Linked DNA regions of Mus musculus: regions 2 and 3 are each linked to region 1. Evidence: chromatin loops called from intact Hi-C (ENCODE). Cell type or tissue: gastrocnemius. All regions are shown on one strand. Each heading gives the region's core, and the rest is flanking DNA. Links, peaks and the distances in the headings are about the cores only. Region 1 holds the start of Klhl34 (kelch-like 34). Region 2 overlaps Smpx (small muscle protein, X-linked). Region 3 overlaps Smpx (small muscle protein, X-linked).

Evidence for each region. Hi-C counts contacts between places; a loop is a spot of excess contacts. Peaks named below come from ENCODE experiments on the same cell type or tissue, not always from the same donor. Only the 100,000 strongest peaks of a DNase experiment are listed, where the experiment ranks them.
Region 2: a loop joins it to region 1, with 2.0 times the contacts of the local background. A loop is called at or near these places in 4 of 42 quality-filtered maps.
Region 3: it touches region 1 in a loop (4-fold over the local background); 4 of 42 quality-filtered maps call a loop at or near these places.

What each region holds. Positions count from the first base shown.
Region 1 is chrX:157,812,530-157,822,538 of GRCm38, reverse strand. Klhl34 (kelch-like 34) reads right to left here and starts at 4,104. Exons shown (of 1, transcript NM_001081667.2): 1 at 1,479-4,104. The coding sequence starts at 4,104. The coding sequence ends at 2,170. Cnksr2 (connector enhancer of kinase suppressor of Ras 2) reads left to right here. Exons shown (of 22, transcript NM_177751.3): 22 at 1-966. In gastrocnemius, for the core only: no CTCF peak of the experiment used is centred there; DNase peaks (open chromatin) are centred at 4,081, 4,512, 4,831, 5,251 and 2 more places; H3K4me3 peaks cover 1,929 bases; H3K27ac peaks cover 2,016 bases.
Region 2 is chrX:157,751,762-157,761,770 of GRCm38, reverse strand. Smpx (small muscle protein, X-linked) reads right to left here. Exons shown (of 5, transcript NM_001252591.2): 5 at 9,180-9,599. Gm15169 (a long non-coding RNA gene) reads left to right here and starts at 2,023. Exons shown (of 2, transcript XR_003953114.1): 1 at 2,023-2,701; 2 at 3,086-4,591. In gastrocnemius, for the core only: no CTCF peak of the experiment used is centred there; no DNase peak of the experiment used is centred there.
Region 3 is chrX:157,740,846-157,750,854 of GRCm38, reverse strand. All of the region lies in intron 4 of Smpx (small muscle protein, X-linked), which reads right to left. Among named protein-coding and RNA genes, the nearest start is that of Gm15169, 14 kb to the left of the region's middle. In gastrocnemius, for the core only: no CTCF peak of the experiment used is centred there; no DNase peak of the experiment used is centred there; H3K27ac peaks cover 3,169 bases.

The DNA.
Region 1 (10,009 bases), core at 3,183-8,182:
GTTTCTCTACTAAGGAGCAGAGGATGGCAGTCATTCAGGGAGTTATTACATTGAGTGGCCTGAGATCAAACACTTAGAGGTTTTTCCTAGAATCCTGAACTGTTTATAGGTGGAGTCTATGAAAAAGTCCTCTTGACATATTGCCATTTTTATGTGTCTAGTTTTGGAAAGTGACCACAGCATGAAAGTGACTTGCTGCTTTTTAGTGTGTGGCTGCATAATATACAAGTCACAATTTGCTGTTTTTTCAGGAGGGATAGATCCTCCTTTACTATTCTATATCCTGAAATCTACTTCTGATCAGCTTTATCCTGTTGCCTGTACAGCTCAGTGAATGTATTTACATCTCTAAGAGTTCAGATATATGCCAGTGAATATTTTTGCTGTAGAGAAGAAAGTAAAAACTACACAGCGGGATCTTTTTCTTTGCTTTTGAAATCACATTAAATCACTATCGTTTTGCAGACTTTGCACAAGTGTACAGGAGAGTGGCCTTTCTACAGCACATTTTCAGTAATCCTATCTTTAGTCAAAATGGATGAGAAACATGCATTAATGTTTGTATGGAATTGTGGGTCCAGTGTAATATTTTTATCATTTAGAATACCCTATTTGTAAAAACATTTATTTACTGCATGGTTATTGACAAACATTAAATTTGTGGGATTTTGTATATGTAAAAGAAAGAGAGAGAAAGAACAGACAAACAAAACCCCTCTTGTCATAAAATGAAGTGTGCTTGTTACAGTTGTTTAGGCATATTGATGTTCACTAGACCAATGTGGTGTATCTTCACTTAAAACTATTTGTACATGATGGATGCGTCACGTATACAGTGGACAAACAGCCTGCAAACAACAGGCAGTTGGTGGGAAGGCTAGCTCTGTTACTAGTATGCAGCTTCTACTTTTGTAAAGTCAGCTGTTGTTTTACTGGTAAAAAAAAAAATTAAACTAATGAATTTTATAAGACTGGTGAGTTATAAGACTAGCCTAGCATGAAAGAGACCTTTTAACAATATATATCTGTACATTTTATTGCATTAGTTTCAAATCTAGGAGAGAGGCAGCACTGTAAACTGAAGTCAAATAAATCCAGCTCTTAATGAATCCCTGTAAAGCACCGACTTTATTCATGCAAAGGGCTTACCACATTTCTCTGTGACCTAATCATCCAGCCACCCTCACTACCACCACCCCAGTCACAAGTTCTCACTTTGCCACCTCACTGATAGCACTAGCCAGAAGTAACACCTGTTCAGAGCTTACCAAGGTCTCCTCGGAAACCTTGAAACCTCAAGCTATCTTCCCACTGACCTGACCTAACCTTAAAAACTTCACCTACCCATTCCTTTTCTGTGAGCCTTTGGGGAACTAAGAGTGAAACCACCAAAACCAAGCTAATTTTCTTCTTACAAATGTAGTATATTGTGGTTAAGTGAAATATATATAAACTAATAAGCTGCCAGTGTAAAAGCAGATGAGGACAGGACAGAAAAATTAATAACCAAGAGTTGTTCCTCAAAGAAATGCTTTTTCTGGGTTTTGTTTTTCCCTCAGTTCCATGTCAATACGAAACTGTCAAAGCAGAACTATAACCATGGCTCTGCACCATAATTTTTTTTCATTTTTTCTCATTTTTTTCATTTTTTTTACCATTTTTCTCGGTACAACTATTCCATACTGTTTAATGAAGGTGTGTGTATGTGCACACACACACATACACACACACGCCCCTTCACAGTTTCATCAAATACTGTCTACTGGGCCTATTATTACAGCTATTGTAGCCAACAGTTTTCTGTGGTTTGTGTGTAATTAGTTGTACATTGTTTGGGAGACATGAAAATATTCACAGGTACTTGAAAAACACTTTATGGAGAGAAATAAGGTCCTATTTTATTTTCAAATTCCACCTCTAGGCCAGAATGAGTCTGTCTTTCTGAAACCTCTTCAGTTAACTAAAGCTGGCTCATATCTTTGCATTTGACCATTCCTGACTGACATTTGCAGTTGAAGGGGAATAGTTATTCTTTGGCCAAGGCCTTGTTCACCTCCTTACCATTCAGAACTACTCTATAAAAGTCCTCTTAAGGGAACAAAGCAGTGCTCTTCAGGCAAGGTCAAGAACAACTTTCCCTTGGATCCTCTGAAGCCTGGACTCACCTATTCAATCCAACACTAAATCTGGCACCTCTCCAGTCTCTCCCTCCCTTGTCTCCTCCCTACCCTCGGGTAGCTGCAGCACTGCACACTGAAGGCCACTCCATGCCCAGGGCAGCACACAGCCTATATCTTCCCAACGGTCCAGGTCCAGGTCATAGCCCACTACGTTCCGGGTTGGCACCTGGCGTGAGTCCCGCCACTTGAGACCACCCAGCAGCAGCACTGTCTCTTCCACCACAGCAAGTCCATAGCAGAAGCGGTCATAGGGTAGCGACCGCAACCGAGTCCACTGGTCTGTGCAGGGGTCATAGCGTTCAATCTCAGAGAAGGGCTCATATCTCCCCAAAAAGGCAAACACTGCACCTCGCAGCACCACAAGGTAGTGCCCATAGCGAGCTGTGCCCATGGGTGCCCTCTTGCTCCACACTCTCTCTCCGGGGCTAAGGGAGTACATATCCCGGAGGCTACTTGTGCCTCCTTCACCTCTCCCAGCCTTGCCCCCGGAGATGTACACAACACCATGATCCCCGACAGCACCTGCGTGACCATGTACTGCCCGAGGTAGCTGTCCAGCTGCCATCCAGCGGTCCCTGCGAAGGTCATACATCTCCACTGAGGCCAGTGCCTCACCACAGATGCCCAGGCCTCCGACAGCCAGGAGACTCTCACCTACCACACCACACCAGAAGTAGGCCCTTGCTTCTCGCATGGCAGGCACCTGTGTCCAAGTGTGGAAGCGCGGGTCATAACGGTGCACTAAGGCTGTGATTGACCTTGAGCCGGCAGCCAGGGAACTAGATGGGCTGCCAGGAAGGCTCTCCCCTCCAAGGACAAATAGGAAGTTGCCAGTGGTACATACACTGTGGCCTAGCAGTGGTGTGGGCAGCTGTGTCAAGCTGTGCCAGCTGTGGTTATACACGTCGAAGGACACCACATCCTGGGTGAGCTCCCACTCCTTCTCCTCCATCTCTTCCTCCTCCTGTCCCTCCTCTTCCTCTGGTTGAGGTGCAGGGTGCCGATTCTGAACTACCTCTGGTAGGCCCATGATCTCCTCGGTAACCATCTCCCTAGCTCTGAGACCACCAACTAGCAAGATACGGGTCTGGGGACTCCGAACACTAGTCTGTTCTCCCTGCAGAAGCGGCTGGCTGGAGGGTGCTGTATGGTAATTGAGGGCCTGGATGATGAGGCTTTTGATCCTAGTAGGTAATATAAGACCGGAGCCCGAGTATATGCGCCGCAGCACACCAGCAGGCACCAGGCCAAAGCGGATGCATCCAAGCAGTGTTGAACTATGTGCCAGGCGCTGGACCTTGGGTTCCTGCTGCAGCCAGGCTAGTGCCAGGCCCAGCAGCCGCGTCTCAGGCACCCGTGCCACGTCAGGGGCGCCCAGCACAGCTTTCATTGATATAGGATTGAGTTCCAACAGCCCCGAGGGGCCAGTGCCCATCAGTAACAGGCCCCCCAGGTGGCGTACAATACAGCACTCCGCTGCACCTAGGGTGCGGGCCAGGCCAAATCGAGCTGCCACATTGGCAATGAAACAGCAATTCTCTGGGGCAAGCTGGCGTTCCAAGTAGTGGGCACACAGTCCCAAGGCCTCGGTGACTTGCAGGTAGCTGGCAGCCTCCAGAGTGTCCTCCACAGTGTCCATGGAGAGGGGCAGCCAGGCAGTGTAGATGAAGTCCAGCAGGCGCTGTAGGCCGGCCGCTGAAGGCACACGCAGGTGAATTACGCGAGCCCGCGATTCCTGAGTGTGACTCTTGAACAGGGCCCTGAAGTAGTCGCTGGAGCACGCCAGAAGTGACCTGTGTGCTGGGAACTCACTGCCCTCGGCCTCCAGTGTCACGTCGCACAAGAAGCCCTCAGCGCGTAGGGCCTGGTAGCCAGTGAGAAGAGAGCTGCCGTGGGTTTTGCAGTAAGACAGGAAGTAACTCATGATGCCCAAGGCGGGAAGCTGGGATGGAGCCAGCCCAGCGCGGCTGGAGGCATCCCATAACACGGAACCCCCACCTCCGCTGTCCAGCTGCTGAGCCCCTAGCAAAGGCTGATTTTTGCCTGCTCAGCTTAAAACCTAAGGTTCCTTCATCCAGATTTGGCTGTTGCTCCGTGCCCCTCTCAGACAAAGTAAGATGTAGAGACAATTTCCAAAAGCCTCTAGTAGCAGAGGGTGTGGATTTCGGAGTCTTCTCGGTATTGCTAGACTTGTTTTCAGCTGGTGAGCATGACAGCGCGTTGCCCAAAGCCGCCTCCCCTACACAATTTGGGGAACCCACACTTGCACACCAGGGGCGGCGGTGGCCGCGCACCATCACCTGGAGAGGTCGAGGGTACTGAATCTCCAGAAGGCCAGATGCGTGGATGTGGCCCTATTGTGGGTGCCCCAGGACAGCAGGATGGTGGCTCTGATCGTGGCTGCTCCGTAGACACTCGCACAGTCCGAGGACAACTGGCTAGGGGGCTGGGGGGTGAGCTTGTTCTGAGAGAACGATCAAATCAAAGCCTGTGGCACTGGGGGGAGAGCAGGTCAGCTTAGAGGATTGGGAGCGTGATTGGGCGCTGTACATAACAAGCCGGTAGCTCACAGCGACAGGAATAGTGCTCGCCTTGGCCGGCTGGCTCTCGGGCGACCCGCCCCGCCCTGCGTCCCAGCTGCTGGCTGCGAAGCGCACAAAGGCTCAGCAGGAAGCTTCCTGAGCCAGGGCAATGACTTCTGTGACCTGACTGGCCTCCAGGAACCGCAGGGAGGGGGCGTCCCTTGGAATGCTGAGCTGAGGGAGGGGTGGCAAAAGCTAAGGAAGGGCCCAATTCCCTTGGGACTCTTGTCCTGGTAATGTGTTGACAGGGATACCTGGCTAGGCTGGAGGCCCTTTTGGTGCCCCTGTGCATGGGAAAAGGAGCCTCAGGCTCATCTTTTGGCTTTGAAGAAGTTCTAATTAGTCGGGAGCAAGCTGGGATTAAGAGGCAATTTTGCGCACTGACACCTAAGAGGAGGCCTCTGCTCAGAGAAGACTCTAGGAAGAGCTAAACCAGAGAGAACCCCAAGCTCTGGGCCAAGTTCTTGTGCCCTGTGTGAAATTCAGGGGCACTTGCCCTTCCTAAGGCAGGCAGAGTCTCCCAAGCTGCCTGGTTTTACATTCCAACCCCTGCCCTCTGACCCCAGGGGAGCTAGCTCTCTTGGGTACTCTTGCGCTTATGAAAACCATCTCTTTGCAATGCAGAGAAAGAAGTTATAACTAACTCGAGTTTTCTTTCTTTGAATGACAACTCCTCAAAAAAAAATGTAATTTCTTCTAGTTTCCTCTCTGCTTTCCCATGCTCTGATCTAATGACTGGCTGCCACATTCTCAATGCCAAGACAAGACAATGGGCAGTAAAGTTGCAAGGCTCAGGACAGTTGTGGTTTCTGGGGCCCCTCCCTACAAAGTGATTTTTATAAGAAACACCAAACAGAAATGGTGACTAAGAGCACCCTATTGGTTGCCCGAATCCTGCTCTCGCATTAGGAGTTCATTAAGCCCTCTTTCTTGCCAAATTACAGGCTTCAGTTTTGTTTTGCTTCCAGCTAGAGTTTGTCTTCCTGGATTTCGAAAGTGGCCCCTCCAGCAGTCCTGATCTAGATGAGTCTTTCAGACCAAGTTCTATTTCACAGAAGCAAAAAAAAGAAACAAAAACAAAAACAGTCCTAGGAAAGATAAAAAGGCTGTCATTTCCTACTTGGCCAGCCGGGTCTCCGATTACATATGATTTTTTAATTTCATAAAATATTAGTAAAAAATTCTGCTGAGCTGAAGAGATAGCTCTGCACTTAAGAGCATTTGCTCCTCTTGCAGTGGTCTTGGGTCCAGTTCCCAGAACCCACCTGGTGGCTCACATCCATCTCTAACTCTACTTCCAAGGAATCCAACAAACACCCTCTTCTGGCCTCTGTGCAGGCACACAAGTGGTGCACAGACACACACAAGCAAACCACTCATACACATAAAATAAAAATAAATATTTTAAAACGTGATACTGCTGCCAAAGACAGAATTAAGCTATAACTTAAATTGCCAAACTATGGAGTGTAGGTAGGGCTGGGGTTGTACTCTTAAAAAAAAAAGTTCCAACAGAAAATCCTAATGTTAGAGGTACAAATGGATTCAGGGAGAGTGTTGCTCCTATGGAGATGGAGGATGGCATTAAAATGTGTGGTTCAAAAGTGAAATATAAACTTGGTGCAGCGGCACGTTGCCTTTACTTTTAGCACTCAGGAGACAGAGGCTGGTGGATCTCTGAGTCTGAGGCCAGCCTGGTCTTCATACCGACTTCTAGGCCAGCCAACCCTGCACAGTGAGATCCTATCCAAAATAAAAGGTGAAATATGACTATGGTTTATTTCACACAATTCTCCATTTTAAATGTAAATGCCCTTCACTCAACCTAGTCAAATTTTGCTAGAAGGAATTTGGGGGAGTGTTAAACCAAACCTTGATCCTTTCCTCCAAAATCAGGTTTCTTTTTACACAAATGTGGCAAATGCGCTCCAAAGAAAGAATGCTTTGTCTGGATGGCTTGAATATTGATGTATAGTTTGGCCAAGAACCCAGGGTTGCCTTTCTACTCTATTATGTGACCTCATGTATGATAACAATCAAATCCTGCAACATGCTTTACTCAGCCTCTTACTAACCTTAAAAGACTTCAAGTGGTTTTTGAAGAGCACATTGTTCCCACCTGTATTGAACCCCACCCATCAGAACTGCCCATGACAGTGCATTGATATTCAAAATGTCACATTACAAAAGTAAAGATGCTGTAGAAACTCTTAAAACTCTCAACATCAAAATTCCAGTTTTGCATAAAAATATTGTGTTTAATTGCTGGCCCAACCTAACACGTTTTGCCAGAGAAGATGTGACGGCGTGTGTTAACTGAAGACATTTTTACATTATGTGTGCTTGTAAGATCTTGTTTAGAAAATGTAACTGTCAACACAAGAAAATCATTGTCATTTAAGTAGCAGTTGTATAGTGTTGGTATTTTTATTTCTGTGCAATATTAAGTAATATTAAATAAAATTTAGTCTCTCTGTGTTTAAATTGTGATAGATGTGTGTCTTAAATTGTTATCTTGGTCTGTTACTTAAAGGGGATACTGTATAAACAAAAAGAACTCCTTGTTCACAGTTCTGGAAGCTAAGAAGTCAACATTCAAGGCACCAGTGCATTTAGTGTCTAGTGATGACTCTCTACTGTGTAGAGATGGTACCTTCTTGCTGTATCTTACATGGCAGAAAGACAGACGGCATTAATCCCATCATCAGGGCAGAGCCCTGTAGCCTACTCACTTCCCAGAGACCACCCTTCTCAAAGGTATTATGCTGGAATACTAAGCTCCTACATCTGAATTTTGGGAAGACACATATATTCTGACCAGAACAATAGGGTTTCCCAAAAGCTTGCCTTGTAATCCAACCTGAACACACAGTGCTGATGGGAAGTTGAAAAAGGAACCATGAGTTGTCCTCTCCGCACTAGACTACCAACTCCTCAGAGTGGGGGCTGCTTCTTGAACTTGTCTTGGTCTTTGCCACAGTGTTGTGTTGAACAAATGTGGTGGGGGAGGGGAGGAGAAAGTCTTGAAGGTTTTGCTCTCTACCCTCTTGCACAGCTGTGGTCCAAGACACTTCTCAGTAAGGCCATAAGAATCAAACAAGTGACCACAGATGGTGTTGGCTACGGAGTCTGAGTGGATGCGACCCTTCTGAGAGGGCATTATTACTTTGTATACCACCTAGTACTGCTCTCTTGCCCCGACCCTTGAATCAGAACAAACCTACATGGCTCTCACATGCACTACTGCCCACCTTACTGAGACAGAGTACCCCAAGGACTTAGTGTGGCCAAGTTTCTACTGAAAACCTAGCTCCATTCCTCAGCATGCCCACTGAAACTCTGCTATTTTCTCTGAACCTTCCACTGCGAGGCAGGCCTGTTAACTGCTGTTACCAATTCGCTCCATCCATCTTCATCTCTGTAAGAAAACAGAGAGCTCAAGTTCTTCAAGCACCCTTCTCAAGCACACTTCAAGCTGCAGTGCTACTTACCCCCAGCACTCCACTGCCCTGAGCTAACCTGTCAGAAAACAAAAAACAAAACCAACAAAAACCCGGGGACGAGCCCTGCTGATATGTTCCTGAAGTCATAGCGCTGGGATGTCAAGCCAGGAGGAGCCCTAGAGCTCACTAAGCAGCTAGACTTTCTAAGTTGGTGAGCTCCGAGTTCAGTGAAAAACCCTATCTCTAAATATAATGTGAAGGCAATTAAGAAAGCAACTTGACATTAACCTCTGGCCTCCAAACGTATGTACGCATACCTACAAAAACATGCATACACCACACACACACATACACACCAAAATGTTATAGATATTACTGTAATCTTTCAGGAAGCAAATTTAAGATGAAATTAAGATAATTTTATAATTAATATAGAAAATACCATCCAATTCATCCATGTGAAGGTTACTAAAAGGTTATCTCTTCTCATTTACTATCACTGGCCCTTTTCAATCACACATGCTTCCTTGCAACACATGGTTTTTGGCAACTTCTATGGAAAGCCTATTATTAGAAATTGACACACTAAGTTTATTGTGGAAAAACACAATAACAATCAGTAACACACATGCAATTAAAAAAAAAAAAACTCCCATATGGTTTTCACCTTTTTCCTGAAACGACTTTTGTGTCTATGAAATGTGTTTTCTTTGTGATATGCAATTCCAGAAAAAAAAAAAAAAGGTGATACTGTAAAGCAAGTATCTTCTCCATCTCTTAAACCTTATGAAAACTCGCAGTACCAGGGCTGGAGATGGCTCAGAGGTTAAGAGCACTGGCTGCCCTTTTAGAATACCAGAATCCAATTCCTAGCACCCACATGACAGCTAACAGGCATCTATATCTCCACTTCCAGAGGCTCCGATTCCCTCTTCTGACTCCTTTGGGCACTGCATGCACTTGGTACTTGGCTGGACATGTATCTGTGTATGTACAGGCAAACCCTAGTACATAAAAGTAAAATAAACATCTTTTTAAAAGAAAAAAATAAAGAAAGCTATCTCCCAGATTTAAAAAAAAAAAAAAAGAAAATGTAATAAAGGAGTAGTTTTCCTGCACTATCACATGAGAAAAAGTTAAAAACCAGACATTTTAGGGCACGAGAGATGGCTCAGGAGTAAGTACATTTAACTGATCTTTCGAAAGATCTGGGTTTGATTCCCAACACCAACATAATGCCTCAAAACCATCTGTAACTCCACTTCCAGGGGATCTGAAACCCTTTTGACCTTGGACACTGTACACATGTAAGGCATATGTGAAGGCAAAACACCCATACACATAAAATCAAAATAAATTGAGTCTATTGATAAAAGAAGCAGTCCTTCTCAGCCCATTAGAAACTCTAGGCCTGGGGCCTGTGTTCTGTCTAACAAGTCGTCCCAAATTTCTACTATATCCTGAGTTTACTATTCTGAATAATAAGTTTTTCTGGGTTTGATTTCAATGTTTTCCCCAGAGAGGGCTGTCTTCATCCATTTTTATCTGGCCAACAACACGATATCATACTTCACCATCGGGATTAATATGCAATAACCGATACCTATGGAGACAACCCAATCACAGCAAGGAGGAAGCCCATTTATTTTTAATTATGAATACATTGTTACTCATTTATTTTTTATTGGCTATTTTATTTATTTACATTTCAATGTTACCCCCTTCCCGGTTTTCCCTCCAAAAACCCCTATCCGACTGTCCCTTCCCCCTGCTTCTATGAGGGTGCTCCCCAACCCACTCCCAT
Region 2 (10,009 bases), core at 4,618-9,617, 62 kb after region 1:
CACAGGTGAGCCAACCCCTCACAGGCTGCAATACTTGCAAGTGTGAGACCCAGACATTGACTGGGCAGCACAGTGGAGCTGGTTCTGGAGGGATGGGTGTGGGTGAGCTATCCCAGAGGTCGTGCGAGCAGGAGAGCTACCTGCTGATGGCAGCATTGGGTGGACTAGCTGGAGCAGTGCTGGAGAGCTTGCTCTAGTGGTGCAGATAAGCAAGAGCTCAGCTACCACCCAAGCCCAGATCCAGGGCTCTGAATTGGCCCACCCCAACATCTATATCATCTGCAAATGGTTGAGACATATGAAAGGACCTGTTCTGCTGATTCAAGGCTGCAGGCTCTCCATGAATCAGAGCAACAATGGGATAACCAGGAGGAATCCCAGTGAGCATCCAATATTGATGGTGTCACAGAAGCCAGGAACCTAAAACCAGATCAATGACTCATCGCACTGAACATCTGCAAGTGAAGATGTGTGGACAAAGGGGTATTCTGTGGGACACACTGTGACATAGTACAACTTTCACAATGAGATGCTTTCTATGTGTTTTGTTGTTGGTGGTGTGTTTTGTATTTTGGTGAGGAGGTTTGAAGGGTGAAGGTCAGATATCAGAGGATGAGATGAGAGGGACTGAAGTACATGATGTGAAACTCACAAAGAATCAATAGAAAGTTAAAAAAATTAAAAAGAAAAGAAAAAACTCATGGGTTATACTACTGAAAAATAAAAATAAAATGCATGCTGGGTCCAGGGAGATCTGTTATGCTTTGCATTTTACAGGTGTGAAACTACCTTCCTTCTCATGGTCCCTTCTCCCCCATACTACTAAAAAGCCTTGCTTTGCCATCCTGTGATCTTGGAGCTTCCCAGGGACTTGTGGACCAATGTGCTCAACCACATTTCCATTGCTGAGTATCTCATTCCGGAAGTCCTCTGTGGCATCATTACCTTACCTGCTGTTTTCACCACGGAGCCTATCAGACTGCTATTTGGAGCTTTTCCCACTTCCATCAATTGCACATGATATTCAAGTTTTCTAGCACTTTCCTCCTTTCCATCAATCTATTCAAGGATACTTTCATATTAAAATGGTAGTTGGGTTCCAACATATGTACAGTTTTGGAATATGTTGCATAAATAAAACTGAAGGGCAGGCTAGAATACTTTGGGGCCATGGGCTTTAACCAAGAGGATATTGCATTGTGGCTTTCAAATAATCCTAATGTTGCTTTTATAGGAAAGAAACATTTGTGTCTCATCAATTGTATGTCTGGTGACACATTTATCTTAAAAATAAAAATAAGCCTTCATAGTGGTTATAATTCTGTATATTAATTACATATAGAGAGGTAGTAACATTCTATATTATCTTTAAATGTATATGACCATAGATGACATCACTTCATGACTTTATCTCTGCATTATAAAGATGAAAATGTAGTTTGGAATAATTCAAATGTAGATACTCACAGCCAACCATCTGACTGAGCATGAGTACCCCAATGAAAGAGCTAGGGGAAGGGCTGAAGAAGCTGAAGGGGATGACAACCCCATAGAAAGAATAACATCAACTATCCGAATCACTCAGAGCTTCAGAGACTAAACCACCACCCAAAGAGTACACACAGAGGAATCTGTGACTCCAGATACATATGTAGCAGATGCCTTATCTGGCTTCATTGGGAGGGGAAGCCCTTGGTCCTGTGGAGGCTCAATGACCCAGCATAGGGGGATACTAGGGCAGTAAGGCAGGAGTGGGTAAACTGGTGGAAGAGCGCCCTCATAGAGGCAAATAGGAGGGGGAGAAGAAGGATAGAATGGGGGGTGTGGAGAGGTAACTGGAAAGAGGATATCATTTGAAATGTAAATGAATAAAATGATTAATAAAATAAAAAACAATAAATAATTTTTTTAAAAAAAGAAAACGTGGTTTGGAAAATATACAGAACAGAAAAGCTTATTGGTAAGATTAGGTAAAGCAGGGTGTTCTGCAGAAGTTCCAGTTTTTAAATTGTCTTCATCTCCAGAATCATTTCAAAGTCAGTACCTATGGGAATAAAGTCTTGAAAGTGCCACTCTCCTGACCAGTAGGTGTTAGACCCCTCAGGAATTCATAAAAGGAAGACAGCAGGGATGGTTTCCTTTGGTTTGCTTCCTAAACGGAAGTGCCTAAAAGTGTACAAATGACTGAAAAATGTTGTTTTCCTAGAACACATAAGACTTTTTTTTTTAGTCCATATTGCATAAAGACCATAATGGGCTTTGTGGCTCCTCCATATTCTCCAGGCTTCTACAGCTCAAGGACAGATGTTCCAGCTACCAATCTGTCAGCACGTACACACGTTTGACTGAGAGCTTTCCTGGCTCTGCACAGTGCGCTTTGCCCAAGGTGAAAGGTAACCCTCAATCAAAGGGTTGGAGTTGGAGTGCAACCACCTCAGCTCCTTGATTCCACGGCTGGGATCTTTAGAAAGCTATTGACTGAGCTGCAGATAAAGTTGTGAGAGCACCCACAGCCATTTTTAAGTGATTGTTACCCTTTTCTCCCAGTGCAGCGCCAGGAGCTGAGAGACTCCACTTCTGCTCCATGCTGGCCCACCCCGAGCCGAGAGCTGCTGGCAGAGGACTACGCTGTTGCTGATCACAGTGGAGTAAAGAGCACAAATAAAGGATTATGGAAGGACTGGGGCCTGAGTCACCTCAGGTCAGTTCCAGGTCACATGTGCCTCTAGACTATGTGACATTTAGATATCCCAGGTCACCCCAAGACAGATTATACTCTAGTCCTCTTTTGGCTTCATGACCTGTACTTGGAAGCTCTTGTGAATCCTCCTTATCCTTCAAGAGAAAATAGATGATGAATGCTCAATGGTGCACAGAACGGGCATGCTTTCCTACTCAGCCACACCAACAAGAAGCCATTGTGTCTTGGGTAATGAACCAAAACTCTGGCTCTAGGAGCAAGTCATTCTTTCACCATCTCTCCTTTCCCATCTCGTTCTTTCTTCCCTCTTCTCCATGACCCCTTTCCTTTTCTTTTTCTTTTTCTCATTCTTTCTCTCAGATTCTCTTTTTATTCCTTTGGCAGGGGTCTCACCATATAGGGCTGCCTGCCTGACCTGGAACTTAACTATTTAGATAAGCCTGGCCACGAACACAGACCAATCTGCCTGCCTCTGCCTTCTCAATACTGGGATTACAGACATGGCTACCTCATTCTGCTTGCTGTATCAGGCATCCCAAGGAAGTGTCTCCTGTCTCGATCCTCTGTTTCCAGAATCACAATGTGTGATTTCAGCTGGTTCACTAGAATCAAAAAGTTGGCAAATAACCATAGTATTTGAGGACCAGAGACTGTTACATAATCATCCTTTGGTGGAGACAATGAGGTCATATGTTTGCCCATCTAATTGCTGATCAGGGACACGTTTGATTGCAAATAATTTCCTCGCTGGCCCACAACTTAATTACTAAGTGTCTGAATCGACAAAGCTTTTAGATGTAGGTCTTGCCTAATGGTGCATTTGTTAGAGATCATTGCCTTCATTTGGCCCCTAAATGAAAGGTCTCGGGGATATGACGGACCACTGCCAACACTGCTCCCAATGACCTCATATTGGAAAATATGCCAATTCCCACGGTTTATTCTCTAGCCAGCAATGGGCTTTATTGTTTATGTCCAGGGCCAAAGAGAATGAGCGCCTCGGAATGTCAGATATTGGTAAAACCTCTGGTGGAAGCACAATTTTGGGGAAACTTGGTGTTACTCAACCTAGAGAAAAAGGTTTCTCATTCCCAGTGTCACAAGGAAACTCGGTTGAGAGAAGTCGAGCAGGCATGTGCAGCCTTTCAGCATTTTCACCCAATGTTGTCATCTCCAGAGTTCATGCTTGAGAAGCACACAATCAAATCATACATACAAAAAGTGTTTTAAGTAACTTTATGATTTTGTGTTAGCCTATATTCACAGCTATCCTGTGCTAAATGCAGCCTGTCAGTCATGAGTTAAATATACGTGGGAAGAAATAGGCAAGAGAGGAGTCTATGGGTAGGCACCCACACAATAGAAGAGGACCTAGCTAGAGATGGAGGAGTCCCATGGTTGTCCTACTTAGAGTAATTTCTCCAGCTTAAGTGCTTCCCCCCATCTCATTAGACATACAGGAAGGTAGCTTGCATAGGATCATGGATGACATTAGTGTGTTCTACAATGCTGTTGAAAAGAACTTCTCAGAACACTGCCCTGTCTAGAGCAATGTAGAAGAGCAAATGCTGAGAAGTCAGGGTAGAAAGGCAGGGCAAATTATGGAAACCCAGAAATGTCCACCCATAGATATTCGAATGGTGATTTAAAAAAAAAAAAAGAGGTACCTCACTCCTGGACAACTATCATCATAGCCCTAATGGCTTGTAATGAATTCAAGACTCAGAAAAACATTAATTTTTGAGGGTTATAAATTTCCTTTTTGGTGTTTTAACTGTTCAAAGTTTAAAGAATCTTGCTCTATGTACTATTGTTATCACTAAAGACCGCTATGTTCTTTTCTATTTCTTCAATTGCAATTTTCAATAAACGCAACAAGCTTTTAAATAATTGCAATGAAGTTGAATTTATCTATATGATTTTTAGAACACTAAACAAAGACCTAATCTCCAACACTAAGTGGAAACACCCAGGTCTTGATGAATGTCTGGCCTTCTAGCAGTTACAATGTCTCCCTTGGCCTCTTCTGATGCTCATCGCCTCCCACCAAATGTAAGAAGGCTCAGTCTGAGGCCAGGAATCTTTGTGGCCAGAGCCTGAACACAGCAGCAAACAAAAACAAAGCCACCCATGAAGCCTTCCTTGTTTCACTTGGTTGTGTTTCTTTCTAAAGCTTGCCATTAGGGATAAATGGAGGGGATTTGTAAAGGAGCATGGACTACATATTAGTGTATTCTACAATGCCTTGGAAAAGAATTTCTCAGATCACTGTCCTGTCGAGTGCACTGTAGATGAGCAAATATTGATAAGTCAGGGTAGAAAGACAGGGCAAATTATGGGGACCTGGATGGAGAAAAGAGCCTCTCACCCCCATGTCTAGTTTAAAGACTTTCACTGAGCAAGAACTCCAGCACCATTTGTTGTGAACGTGACCAACCTAGAATCAACCTAGAGACACTTTGTGATGAAATTGCAATAAAGAAGGTTCAAAGTGGAAAATATTAAACCTTGAGTCAGGTCTCATTCTTTTCCCCAAACATCATCTGAGAACTTGGTTTACTAATAAAATGTTCTACCTTCCCACATCCCTGAGATCTAGATGGCGACCTTATGAATTGTAATCCTGTCAAGTGCTCTTGAGAGCTATCCTAAGTTTCTGTTTAGATTCCTTAGCAATACTTTGAGGATGATTGCTTTTAACCCTCCCAAAATCCTAATATGACTATTGTAAAACTAAAATGAACTATGACTATCTTACAGAAGGTCGTAACCATGCTTTTGAGTATGCCTTAGCTTTCTTTCTGAGTGCCTCTTTCTCGATCCTCATGCTTAAGCCCAATGGTTAAAATACCTTACAAAAAAAACCAAACAAACAAAAAAAATCAAACAACAATGAAACTCTGTTTTATATTGAGTAGTCCTTAACTTCTTTACTTTGTCAAAACCACAAATCCCGGTTTGGCCTGAATTGAGGTCTCTAAAAGATAAAGGGGACTCCTCAAGCTGCTTCAGGCGACAGAGTGGAGTTGTGCCTCCTTCCCTGTCTCCCTTGACAATAAAAAGCAAGAATAGCTTCCAGAGAATTGTGGATCTTCCCTACTTTTGTATCCTGGAGCCCATCAGCCACCCACACAACACAATGGAACAAAACCTACCCTAGCCACCTGAACTCACAATCCTATTTGCAAATGAGATTTCAGAGTGCAGGCCCGCATGTGCTTGGCAGCTCATCTGCAGGCATTTGAAGCCCAAGGGCAAAAGCCTTTCCCCTTGGAATCTGTATCTTAATACAGCCTCACTGAGATGGACGAGCTGGTCATTAAAAAAAAAAAAAAAAAAAAAGAGCCTTGTTATCCAAAAGTGTGGTTTCTATTAGTCAGTGGTGTCCCATAATTATTTTTTTCAGGAGAAGTCAAATGTTAACGGATTGATTTTTTTCTCCGTTAATAAACAAGCATAGAAATGAAGGTTGTGAGGCCCAGAGTATCCCAGAAACACAAAATGATTGCTTAACTGAGGTTGCTTTGCTTTTTCCAAAGAACACCTTTAGGTGATGACACTGTCAAGGCTGTAATCTTACCTTATGGCTGAATCCCCTGTCTTGTAATCAGCATTTTTTTTCATTTTTGACAGTGTGATTTGCTCTCAGTACAAGATCTAAACAAGTTTGGTCATTTGCTTAGAGAAATAAAAATGAATTCTGTACATGAGCTCTGTGGGTTTTCCTAGCCTAGCAACATACTGGTGGCTTGCAGTCTCCTCTAGTGAATGCTCTATGTGTGGCTTGCTGAATGAATACGTGATTGTGTCTGAATGTTATAATATATCCCCGCCTTCAAAGGAACACCGAGATTTCATTAATGCGTGAGTCAAAGAACAGCAAAGGGCCACACTGATGCATACATCCAGCATCAGGTTAAAATCCCAAGGGGGCACCAATTAGCAAGTTAAATGCAGTTTCTATTTCAAGCTAGATTGCAAAGCAATGGGATAATGCCACAGGCCTTTAAAGGGAATGCATTTTAATTGATCCACCTGTAGTCCTTGAATCCAAATGAGCCCTCTTCACATTCCCAAGGGGGGAAACCCTAATTCTAGGTCAGCTCAAGAATGTAGAAGAGTATATTTCACAGGATGGCACATTCAAATTAGTAGTGTTCTTTCCATGGGCCTAATCATAATGGAAAGCTTGTTTGTAAATCCTCTAACTGCTTGGGTTAAAAAGTGAGGGATTCATTTAGGTAATTGTCACCCACCCCCACCCCACCCCCCTGCCCTGGGCTTTGCCACTAGAATAGCACTGCCAGGTATTCAGTGAGTAACCTTGGAAACAAAGATAATTACTTTCCAGTCTTCACTCTCAGTGTAAAGATCACACAAAATGAGGAGTGGGAATGACTCTGTGTGGGCCCTTTTTCTGACGGTTGCTGTTCTGCAAAGAGAGAATTTCTAAGCATCTCGGCAAAGTCCTGGATCCAGTTGGGCCCTCTCTTTACGTTCTCGATCAAGCACCACGGGGAGGAACAGGAGCAAATAGGAGAGTGTTTTAAGCAAGGTGCTCAGGCAGATGAATTTGCTTCCCCCAGAACATTAAGTTCCCTGGGCACATCGTGAACATCCAGGAAATGTTGGTAAAGTGAATGCTGTATTCAGATTCTACTGAAAATCATACCATTGCAGATCTGTGCTGATAACTGGGCATGGTACCATGCTACTGCACACAGTACTGTTTCTAGGGTTGGTTTTTTTTTCCCCCTACAAAATCGTCAACTACTTGAACTTTGTTTATCTTTCATGGAAAAAGTTTATAAATGATATGTTTTTTCTTATAAATACTTGACATGAATAAGCCTGACTCAAGATGATTTCTGTTTGGGGGATGTGATCTCATTATGTTATCCAGGGTAATGTTGAACTACTTGGCTCCAGCAGTCCTCCTGCCTCGGGCCTCCCAAGTGACTGACACTACAGGTACAAGCCACACTATCAGTTTGATTGATGTATGCATGGGAGTTTGTTTGTTTGTTTTGCTGGGGACCAAACCCAATAGTAGAAAAATTCTCTACCACAGAGCCATATACACAGCTCAAAATAAATATTTTAAGAACTACTTAGTTGTAAAATATGTGAATTTTGAAAATGGTAACCTCATTGAAAGGAAAGATTCCTCTTTTCCTATAACATATGCACTGTCCAATGATTAATTCAATATGGAACTTTCTATATCATATAGATAGTGAAATTGAAACTTAACAACATAGCATACATATTAAATTCAAAGCTCTCCTAAATCCACTGAACTTGTCTCATAGCTTTACTCTGTATTATGCTGCAAATGTGCCTTGAAAGACTTTATTAAAAGGTGAAGACAGTTTTTATAACACTAAACCAGACTTTAATTTTGAATCAGAACATAGATAATCTATATTTAAACAAAGTGAGCACTGAGGTAAATTTTATAGCCCTAGTCAACCATCCCAGAGAGGAAGGAGTGAGACAGCCTGAGGCATCACAGTCGCATATCGTTTAGGACCTGCTGTGCTTTCAGAAGACAGGCTGGCACAGTTTGATGTGCACTACCTAGTATATGTATACTAGATGTAGATGACCAAGATAGACCACAGTCTGGCAGAACACCTGGGAGCCCAAGTAGGTGGGAGCCAACAAGATAACCAGCCAATCTTTCTTTCAGAAAACAACCTCTATGGAATGGAAATGCAAGAGAGTCTTTTCCACTTGTGACATTCAGAAGTACACAGGCAGTGGGTTCCTCTGAAGCAACTAGAGCAATTATTCAGCTCCAGAAATACTGCTAAGATCTGTTCATACAGGGTAAGGAGACACGTTTGTTTTTCACATGGTCTGGCCCCTCACTGTGAGGTTGCTCATATGCTTCATCTTGGGTTATAATAGTAGTAGGCATTAATTAAATATATCCCCCTGCCCCTCTCCTGTGTCCCCTCCCCCTCCTCCTCTCTTTGATTCAGGGCCTTGACATGTATTCCAGGCTGGCTTTAACCTAGTGATCCTGCTGCCTCAGCTTACAAGTGGTAGTATACAGGCCCGGCACTGCTGTCTGGATAAATCTTCATATTGGCAGGCTGTACAGTCTGCTCCCTTTGCACAGCTATTGTGTGATCAGTCCCTCCCTTCTCTTCCTATCACTCAGCTTTACTGGGTCTTAAAATGAACTCTGTTTAATCTGGAATATAAGACTATTGATCCTTCATGGAACAAAAATGCGTTCAACGTCCAGGTCATCCTCAGATGGGAAGTAACATCAGTACAAAATTACCCATGCGATATTTAAGCTCATATGCAATGATCAGCCAGCGTAGTGTTTTCCATAGCACCTAATAACTCAGAAGTCCCCACATAGGCAATATGGGATTGGACTGCCTGGTACATATTTCTCTCTCCTTTAGGGAACATGTAGCTATCTGAAGGTAAGAAAATTAATTTGATAAAGATTCATATGTTACATTTACTCAAATATTTATTTGAACTCATAAAAAGTTAATTGAGATAATTTAAAAGGTGAAGAAACCATTTCAAATATTGACCAAAAGACCGTGGGAAGTAACTTAAAGTACTTAACATCAAAATCACTGCTTGCACGTTGCCATCCCCCCCTTCATAAAAATCACATCTCTCCTCAAAACCACACTTCCCAGGTTGTAAATTCGTGTGCTGATTTGCTCTACAAGGTGCCAAAAATGTAGCTAAAGTGAGAAATGCAACCAAGTAAAAGGAAGAAATATAAATGTACAAACAGGATATTTTTGCTAGAGTCTTGGGCATTCAGGAGGTTTGTGATCATCATACAAATGTATAAAATGTTCAGGAAGTTGTTTATTTCAACCCATTGTTTTTTCTCCCTTGGAAAAACACGTCAACGCTGCAAAAGAAAAAGAAAACATATCATTAGGGATTTTTTTCTCTTTAATTGTATTAAGATATGACTAACAAACAGAAACTGTATATTTACCATGCAATGTTATGTGATGTTTTGATATATGCATACACCATGAAGTGATTAAATCAAGTTAATTAGCGTCTATAACAACTCACACATTTTCTTTTTGTGGTTAGAACACTGACAATCTACTCTTAACAGTTTTCAAACATGTAATACATTATTAGCGGTAATCACCATGCTGGACAGCATTCCTGCCATGTAACTGACATTTTGTGTCTTCTCAACAGTTTCCCATTACTTCGGCCTCATTCTCCTTCTCCTTCTTCAAACTCAATATTTAGATTTCACATACAAGTGAGATCACACAGCATCCTTCCTCTGGGTCTAGC
Region 3 (10,009 bases), core at 1,063-6,062, 70 kb after region 1:
TACCAATGGCTGGACTTTAAAAAAAAATCTGCAGGCAAGGGTGAAATGTCTCCTGGGGCAAAAACTAAGGCTTGGTTCTCTCCCACAGCCCTTGCTTTCTTCTCTACTTCAAAAGTTGGTGAGCCAGATACTCTATTTCCCATCTCTCGTATAGCTAGTGAGAGTCATGGAACCCAGACATGGTCTGTGAGCCCCGAGGAGAAGTATGCATCTAACATCTTTTAGAAAGCTTTGCTTCCCAGTATGCATCTGTAGAATTGGCAGAGCCGTACATGGTCTCTGACATTTGTAGCGTGGCCGTGGTGTGGGCTGCGTTGTTCTCCTTACTGAGATAAAACGTAGAGAACTAAGCAATTTGCTCAAAGCTTCACAGCTTCTAAGTGGAAAAAAAGTCGTATTTTAACTTAGGTGTCCTGACTCTGAGGCTCTTTCCAGTCTACTAACAAGGATGATTTGAATGGCTTTGAACTAGAGGGGAAAGCTGGAGGCCATTAATGGTTATAAAGTGAAATGGCCTCTGGAAGAATTTGGTGTGTGTGTGTGTGTGTGTGTGTGTGTGTGTGGTAAGAATACAACATGAGATCTACTTTCAAGAAACATTTAGTTGTAAAATACACTTGGCTTAGGTGAAAAATTATTGGCTTAGGTGAAAGGTATAATAGATCTCTAAAGAGAATTCATCTTGTTTAAATGAAATTTTATATCTATTAATGTGTGGTCACTTGTTTTTTCCTCTCACAAGCCCCTAGCAAGACTCTTTTTTATTTTATGAGTTTGACTAGTTGGGTAGGAGTCTCATATAAATGAAACTATACAGTGTATGTCTTTCTATGAGTGGTACAATTCACTTTGCATAATGCTGTCCAGTTCATCCATGTCCTACAGGAAGGAATTTCTTGAATTGCATTCCTTGTATATTAACAGTACCTGTTCTTTATCTAGTGTACTGTTAGATATTTAAGGGAATTTTGTTTTATTTTTCTGGCAACTTTCAAAAGTCACCAAGGGGAAGTAAGGTGTCACTTTTTTCACTGTCCTGGATTTTTAGACGACATGTAGATCACTGACTGGCTGTCTTACAGACTTATACTGGGGTATCATGCTGGTCCTATCTCTAACCATTCCTTCTCATACTTCTGCCCACTGAGTTCACCGAAGCACATATGCACAGCTTTTGCAACATGCCAAGGCCATCAGACTTCCTGCCTTCTGCTTACAACTTTAGACTGAAGCCCCACCTCTCCATGCCATCAGCATGTGGCATGTGACCCACAGAATGGTATAAGTCTGCTTATGTGCCTCATCTCCTTCCCCCTGCATTTCCCACTATAATTCCCCTGCCACACAGGCTATGACTTTCTGAAGGCTGTGCACATGTCCTAGCCATTTCTGTTTCCATCTGATTGCTGGTCGACTCTACCTGACACAGGAACCTCAGGACAGATGAATTGGACCACTGGAGAAATGAGAACTGAGTTGTAGTTACAGATAACCTCACACTCTTCGATGTAAGGCAGCAGGAATGAGCAAGGGGTCAGGGATTCAATAAACCAGGACTGATGATTTGATGTGCTATGTCCCTACTGTGCTGTCAATTCTTCTCTAGACCCCAGAGTCCCATCATGACTAGAGTATGCTACATTCAATTTATTGCAGTGAGCGCTGTGCTGGGTGACATATGGACAGCTTTTCTGGCTAAGTGAGAGGTCCATGACAAGCTGACCTTGAAGCTCAGACATTCCTTGGACTTCTCTGAACAACATAAAAGGGGTGATGATCCATAGCAAATTGTCACTGAAGCATATTCTCTGAAGTGTGATTTCTCACTGAAAAATGTCCAGACAGTAAAGCACTGTCTGCAACCCAGAAATGGTACCATTTATACGACAGGCTTGATGTGGACTCTGATCACTGGTCATCTTCCCAGCTAGGTGAAATTGTGGCTTTCCTGAGAAATATTATTTAGGCTGCACTGGCCTCAAGGGATACTAGGCTCCTTTCCATTACCCACTGTGCCTAAGAGCAGAATCAGTCAGTAAAAACCTTGGTTAAGCAGGGGGATACTGGGTCTGTGCCACAAGCCTATACATCAAATGAGAGTAGACGAAGAGCTGATGTCAATGACAGCAGCTTTGATTACCTAGTACGTGCTGGACATAGAGCCTGGTTGTTCTTGTAGGAGCCAGGCAGGAAGTAATAGGCAGGACAGCAGAAATACTGCAATCGTCTTTTAGATCACCTTGTAGCCTACCAAGCCCCTTCCCACAGAATTTAAGAGGCCTAGTGAGCCCAGGCACAGAACTCTGTAGATAAAGTCAGACATTATCTTCCCTGGACTACAAAATCCCAGAGTAGAGTCTGTAGCACTGGCCTCATGGGACTTATTGTGTCTGGGAATACCTGGCAGATATCAGAATACAAAAAGTCGGGAACCAAGAGGCCCTCAGGACTCTCTTCTCTGAGTCAGGGCTCTAATTTAGAAATGGAATAAATGGGAAGACATCCAGAGCTAAAATTGCCCACTCGTTTGTCAGGCTGTTGGAATGCAAGTGTGGTGGCAACCGCCAGGGCCACAATGCTTTGCCACCCAGACAACAGTTGTGATTCTGCTGTGTCCTAGCCTCATGAAGGGATAATGAAGTACCCTGCTAAAAAACAATTACTCAATATGTCTTTTCTCCCCCAAAATTTAAAAGCCAGAAGCCCGAGCTCCAGCTTCCCTTTGGACATGGGACATTTTGGCTGGCACAAGAAATATACCAAATCCCTCCCCGGTGTCACTCTATGTCCAGGCTGAGGCTCATGTGATGTTTACGCCTCACCATGACCCATTTATAGCTGCCTTACTCATAGTCACTGTGATCCCACACACATCATATGGGAAATGGAGTCGACTCAACACTCGTCTGCAAAACACTTGTCTGCATTCGTTCCTTTAACCACACACTCTGCGGGTGGTGTGGCAATTACCCCCTCCTGTGTGGTGCTAAATAATACAGCCATAAACACAATGACACTCAAGATTAGTGTCACTCAAAGGCATTGCCTTGAGCTCTGGTTTCATTTGCAATGGCTGACCATACACTCAGAGCACACTGGTTCAAGCCTTCTCACTCATTGTAGGGTTAGCAAAAAAATTAAGACAAGGTCTTGGCATTTGTGGAGTCTTCTAGAGTTTACAAGGTACATTGAATCACAGTGTCCTATATGGTCATCATGACCACACCATGAGGTGAGTAGTACAAGCTACAGCAACAACATGTAAGGGACACCACAGACCCACAGACAGAGAAGGTGTGTGTCATTTATAACTCTATCTGGACAAACCCAAGCCCAGAGATCTTTTTAAAATCTGAAACAAAGACTCATAAAGTCAGTGCAACAGAACTCTACACCAAATATTAGAAGTGTTTTACTAAGTATGTGACAAACTCTTCTCTAGTAAAGCGGAACTCAGTAGCCTCAGGGGGAAGGAGATGGACAAAAAGGTAAGTTGAGGGGATGGCGGTCTCAACAAAGATTTTTTCCAAAGATGAAAAAAGCCTTTGATATCATGTGCACCTTAACACTCTGGGCCTAGAGACAATGGTGATTATATCAAAAATACCCAGAATCCTCTTAAAGATGTCAAACAATGGTCTGTGGCAACCATAGGTTCTAGAACAATCCCAATGATAGCCAATGTCTTGACATATATAATTATTGGAAAAATGAGAAAAAAAAAGTGGGCATCCCTGCTTTCTTTCATTAGCACATGACTGAAAACCTTTGTCCTAGAGACCACCTTAAAGCCGACTGACTCTCCTATGGTAACACTGATCTTGATGAGCAGTTCAAACTCTCAGCATTCAAATAAAAAGTATGGCTTTGGGGGAATTGTAACTAGCTAAAGGCTGGGAGCTCTTTCCCCTATGCTAAATTATTTTTTGAAACTTCCTTAAAATGAGAATAGGTAATCTGCACAGGCTGTACAGCTTGGTGTACATTCATCAGTCCAGCAGTGGAATAGCAGATACAAAGAAATAGATCTGTAGTATATCAAAAATTTGACTTATAGGACTGGAGGGATGGCTTAGTAGTTGGTGCTTGCTGCCCTACCAAAGGACCTAGGTTCAGTTCTGAAGACCTGGTTAGGTTTCCAGTACCCATGTCAGGGAGCCCTCAACTGCCTATTAATTAAAACTCCAGGGGATCCAATGTTCTCTTCTGACTTCTGCATTCACATGTGTGCACCCCTAACCCCACCATATACACATGCCCTCACACACAAATTTAAAATAAAATTTAAAAGTAAATCTTTTTAAAACATTGACTTAAATGTTATTGTACTTGTTCAAATGAATTCCAATATTGAATAAATGAGTTTTTCATCTTCTCAGAGTTTAGCAGAATTTTAAAAACTGTACAAATAAATGAATGCCAGATGTATAGTTTGTTGGGGTTTCTCTTGTTTGTTCTCATTTTACTTTTTTTTTCCCTTGAGGCTAGACGTTGAACACAGGTTCACACACAGGATAAGAAATGTTCTACCATTAATTTATACCCCTATCCTCTTTGACAAGTGTTACACCCTCACCCCCCTTGATGAGTATTTTCTCTTAATTTATAGGTAATCTCCAAGTTACAGTGGCCTGATTTAAATTTTCTGCTAAAATAGTAATCCTTTCAGGCCTTTGAAAAACAGTAAGAAACCACATGTCCAATAATAGTTCTATTAGGAAAACTAGCACAGCTACTAGACAAAATACAAGAAATACAATGATATGATGAACAATAAATGGAAATTTTAATACAAATAGTATTAAGAGTGCATTTCCTTTAACCATTGATTAAGATGTCAGTGTTTTCAGAACTCAAAAAGGTCAATAAGCTGAAGGGCCCAAGTGAGGACGCCTCAATCCCACTTGGGAAGAAGAATGCAGTCACAAGCAGAGAGGGAGGGGGAACCAGCTTGGGAAAGGGGGTGAGGGAACAGGGGAACTTGATCTGGTATCCCTGTTTGGGTGGGGGAAAGAGACTGAAGCCCTGAGGACCAGCAGAAAGAATGGAAACAGGAAACCTTAGGAGGTAGGAGGTGGGGGGAACCCTCCAGAATGCACCAGAGACCTGGGAGGTGAGAGACACTCAGGAATCAAAGGGAGGGACCTTAGATGAAATGCCTGACAGTAGGGAGAAGGAACTTATAGAGCCCAACTCCAGCAGGAAGACAGGGCATCAAGTGAGAGATGGGGTTGCTATCCCACAGTCACAACTCTGACCCAAAACTCTTTCCTGTCTGAAAGAGCTGCAGGGATGGAAATGGAGAGGAACTTAAGGAAAAGGAGGTTCAGCGACAGACCCAAAGTAGGATCCAGATCAAGGAGATGTCCCAAGGCCTCACACTATACTGAGGCTATGGAGTACTCACAAAAAGGGATCTATCATGACTACCTTCTGAAAGACCCAACAAGCAGCTGAAAGAGTCAGAGGCAGAAATTTGCACCCAAGCAATGGACAGAAGCACCTGACCCCTGTGGTTGAATTAGGGAAAAGCTGGAAGAACCTGAGGAGAAAGGCCACCCTGTAGGAGGACCAGCAGTCTCAATTAACCTGAACCTCAGAGATCTCTCAGACGCTGGACCACCAGCCAGGCAGGATATACTAGCTGATATGAGGCCTCCAACACATATACAGCAGAGGACTGCGGGGCCTGGGTTCAGTCAGAGAAGATGCACCTAATCCTCAAGAGACTGAAGGACCCAGGGAATTTAGAGGTTTGGTGGGGTAGGGGGTGGGGACATCCTCATGGAGACAGAGGGCGGGGAGGAGGTATGGGATGTGGAACAGTCAGAGGGTTGACCAGGAGGGGGATAAAATCTGGAGTGTTAAAAAGAAAGATTAAGGAAAATACGTAATAATAAAAAAAGAAAGATTAAATAAAAAAATTTTTAAATGTTAGTGTTTTGATTCCCAACTTGTAGGAGATCTTTATATAACTATACATTTCATGGGGCGGGGTATCTTTTTTACAGACATTTCTCATGCAACTCATACAAGCTTGAACTCATCATGTAGCTGAGAATGGCCTTGAATTTCGGATGCTTCTGACCAACCTCTCCAAAAAATTACAGGTTTATGGTTGTGGAGTCTGATCTTATGGCTTAATGCAAGCACTCTACTACTTGAACTCCTGTCCCTAAGCCCCTTTTCTTGATACGATTGTCTGTTGAATGTTGGGTATTTTTTTAAAAGATTGTATTTAATATATATATATGTATATATATACACATATATACACATATATACATATATATGTGTGTATATATATATATATATATATATATATATATATATATATATATATATATGATGATGATGAGCACACTGTAGCTGTCTTCAGAGACACCAGAAGAAGGCATCAGATCCCATTACGGATGGTTGTGAACCACCATGTGGTTGCTGGGAATTGAACTCAGGACCTCTGGAAGAGCAGTCAATGTTCTTAACCACTGAGCCATCTCTCCAGTCCCTGTTGGGTATTTTTTAAGTACAAATATTAATTATCTAGGATTAGGATGATTTGTATGGCTATCTAAGAAACATAAGTGAATGTCTTAATCCTCCACATACTCCCAATCATTCAACTATTTTAAAAGCTAATTATGAAGATTACCTTTGAAGATATCAGAAAAATATTTCTTTAGACAGGGTCTCTCCACTAGATGGCTCTGGCTTTCCTGGAACTCTACATAGACCAGACTAGTCTTGACTCAGAGCCTTGAACTCACAGAGGTCTGTCTGCGTCTGCCTCTTGACTGCTTGGATTAAAGCATGTGATACCATGCCTGCTTCACCAAAATATTTTGACTACATAATCTTAAGAGTTAAAGGGTCAGCCCACACACCTATGGTCACTTGATCTTCGACAAGGGAGCCAAAACCATCCAGTGGAAGAAAGACAGCATTTTCAACAATTGGTGCTGGCACAACTGGTTGTTATCATGTAGAAGAATGCGAATCGATCCATACTTATCTCCTTGTACTAAGGTCAAATCTAAGTGGATCAAGGAACTTCACATAAAACCAGAGACACTGAAACTTATAGAGGAGAAAGTGGGGAAAAGCCTTGAAGATATGGGCACAGGGGAAAAATTCCTGAACAGAACAGCAATGGCTTGTGCTGTAAGATCGAGAATTGACAAAAGGGACCTAATGAAACTCCAAAGTTTCTGCAAGGCAAAAGACACTGTCTATAAGACAAAAAGACCACCAACAGACTGGGAAAGGATCTTTACCTATCCTAAATCAGATAGGGGACTAATATCCAACATATATAAAGAACTCAAGAAGGTGGACCTCAGAAAATCAAATAACCCCCTTAAAAAATGGGGCTCAGAACTGAACAAAGAATTCTCACCTGAGGAATACCGAATGGCAGAGAAGCACCTGAAAAAATGTTCAACATCCTTAATCATCAGGGAAATGCAAATCAAAACAACCCTGAGATTCCACCTCACACCAGTGAGAATGGCTAAGATCAAAAATTCAGGTGACAGCAGATGCTGGCGAGGATGTGGAGAAAGAGGAACACTCCTCCATTGTTGGTGGGATTGCAGGCTTGTACAACCACTCTGGAAATCAGTCTGGCGGTTCCTCAGAAAATTGGACATAGTACTACCGGAGGATCCAGCAATACCTCTCCTGGGCATATATCCAGAAGAAGCCCCAACTGGTAAGAAGGACACATGCTCCACTATGTTCATAGCAGCCTTATTTATAATAGCCAGAAACTGGAAAGAACCCAGATGCCCCTCAACAGAGGAATGGATACAGAAAATGTGGTACATCTACACAATGGAGTACTACTCAGCTATTAAAAAGAATGAATTTATGAAATTCCTAGCCAAATGGATGGACCTGGAGAGCATCATCCTGAGTGAGGTAACACAATCACAAAGGAACTCACACAATATGTACTCACTGATAAGTGGATATTAGCCCAAAACCTAGGATACCCACGATATAAGATACAATTTCCTAAACACATGAAACTCAAGAAAAATGAAGACTGAAGTGTGGACACTATGCCCCTCCTTAGAAGTGGGAACAAAACACCCATGGAAGGAGTTACAGAAACAAAGTTTGGAGCTGAGATGAAAGGATGGACCATGTAGAGACTGCCATATCCAGGGATCCACCCCATAATCAGCATCCAAACGCTGACACCATTGCATATACTAGCAAGATTTTATCGAAAGGACCCAGATGTAGCTGTCTCTTGTGAGACTATGCCGGGGCCTAGCAAACACAGAAGTGGATGCTCACAGTCAGCTAATGGATGGATCACAGGGCTCCCAATGGAGGAGCTAGAGAAAGTACCCAAGGAGCTAAAGGGATCTTCAACCCTATAGGTGGAACAACATTATGAACTAACCAGTACCCCTGAGCTCTTGACTCTAGCTGCATATGTATCAAAAGATGGCCTAGTCGGCCATCACTGGAAAGAGAGGCCCATTGGACACGCAGACTTTGTGTGCCCCGGTACAGGGGAACGCCAGGGCCAAAGGGGGGGAGTGGGTGGGTAGGGGAGTGGGGGTGGGTGGGTAAGGGGGACTTTTGGTATAGCATTGGAAATGTAAATGAGCTAAATACCTAATAAAAAATGGAAAAAAAAAAAAAAAAAGAGTTAAAGGGTCAGAAAAGGATGTTCACAGAAAGAAAAAAAAATAGCAGATCTTAAAGAACCCATTTATAGGCTATTGTAAATCATTCCTATGTTGTGGGCATTTTTTTAAAACTCAAAATAGGATCTCAAGGTTGGCTGTCCACTAGACTCACCTGGAGCTTTGTTTGTAATCCCAAAGCCCAGGTTGCTCCTGAGCAATTACACCAGACTCTCTGGGGGTTCAATCAGTTTCTACAGTTTCCAAGGTACTCTAACGTGAAGCTAAGGTTGACAATCACAGGTCTAGAAGGTCTACTCACACTTCAATGTCTAGATGCCCTAGAGATCTTATTAAACTGCAGATTCTGACTATATAAGCTCTGGGGATGGAGCATGAACTTGTTTATGCCCCCTACCTTCCTAGGAGGTGCTGTTGTTCCATGGAGCACGCATGAGAAACAAAGAGTTTAGTGAGGTGATTCTGACCAGGGCTTGCCAGAGTACCACAGACATGTATGAAGGTGCCAATGGCATAAGCGAGCATCCTTGAGCAATCCCCACAGCAGAGTTGTCTGGCCCCAAAGTCAACAATACAGAGAGGAAAGACAAACCCCAGTCTGGAGAGAGCTGTCTCTGGTGGGGGGGGGGGATGTTTCCAAACTTAAGCCAGAACAGAGCATTTGGTCTCTGGTGTAATAAAAGGTTTCTTCTGGGAAGCACTGCCAATAAAACCTGAGAGATTTTCTGATAAACTTAATGAGATTAAGAGTCCCTTCTGGGAAATTAGATTTACCTGCTTTGCTAAATTTGCCTTGTAATAGAGTTTAATGATCACTTGTACCCAGACTCACAATGTTTGCTAGCCTTGCTTTTTATTCTCTTATTCCAAGATTTGAACAGTATTTCTGTAACCTCTTTAAGCTACTGTGAAATAAAGCGTTGATGAATGCTCGGAATCAGTGCATTAGAGAAACTGCTTTAACACCCTTAGCCCAACCTGCCTGAGCTCCTGACTAGAGATTTGGTCGTGGTTTCTGTGTATCTGTTGTGGAAAACAACTCAGCCTTCAAATCTCAGCTCTCCTTCTTTCTTCCTGGGCACCCTGGACTAGTTATCTAACCATATGAGCCCCAATTGGTTTTTGATTGATTGATAGAAAAATAACAGTGTCAAGCTCATTTGATGGTTGTGAGGATAACGCATCAAGGCATTTTGAAGACTGCCTCCCACATAGCGTGAACTGTGCTATTATTCTCAAAAATCCACACAAAGCTTATAAATCAATGCGTTCTTCCTCCTCTGTTTTCCAAGCAAGATTTCCAGTCTGTGTCATCTCAGCTTCAAGCTCTTAGTGATGTTGATGGT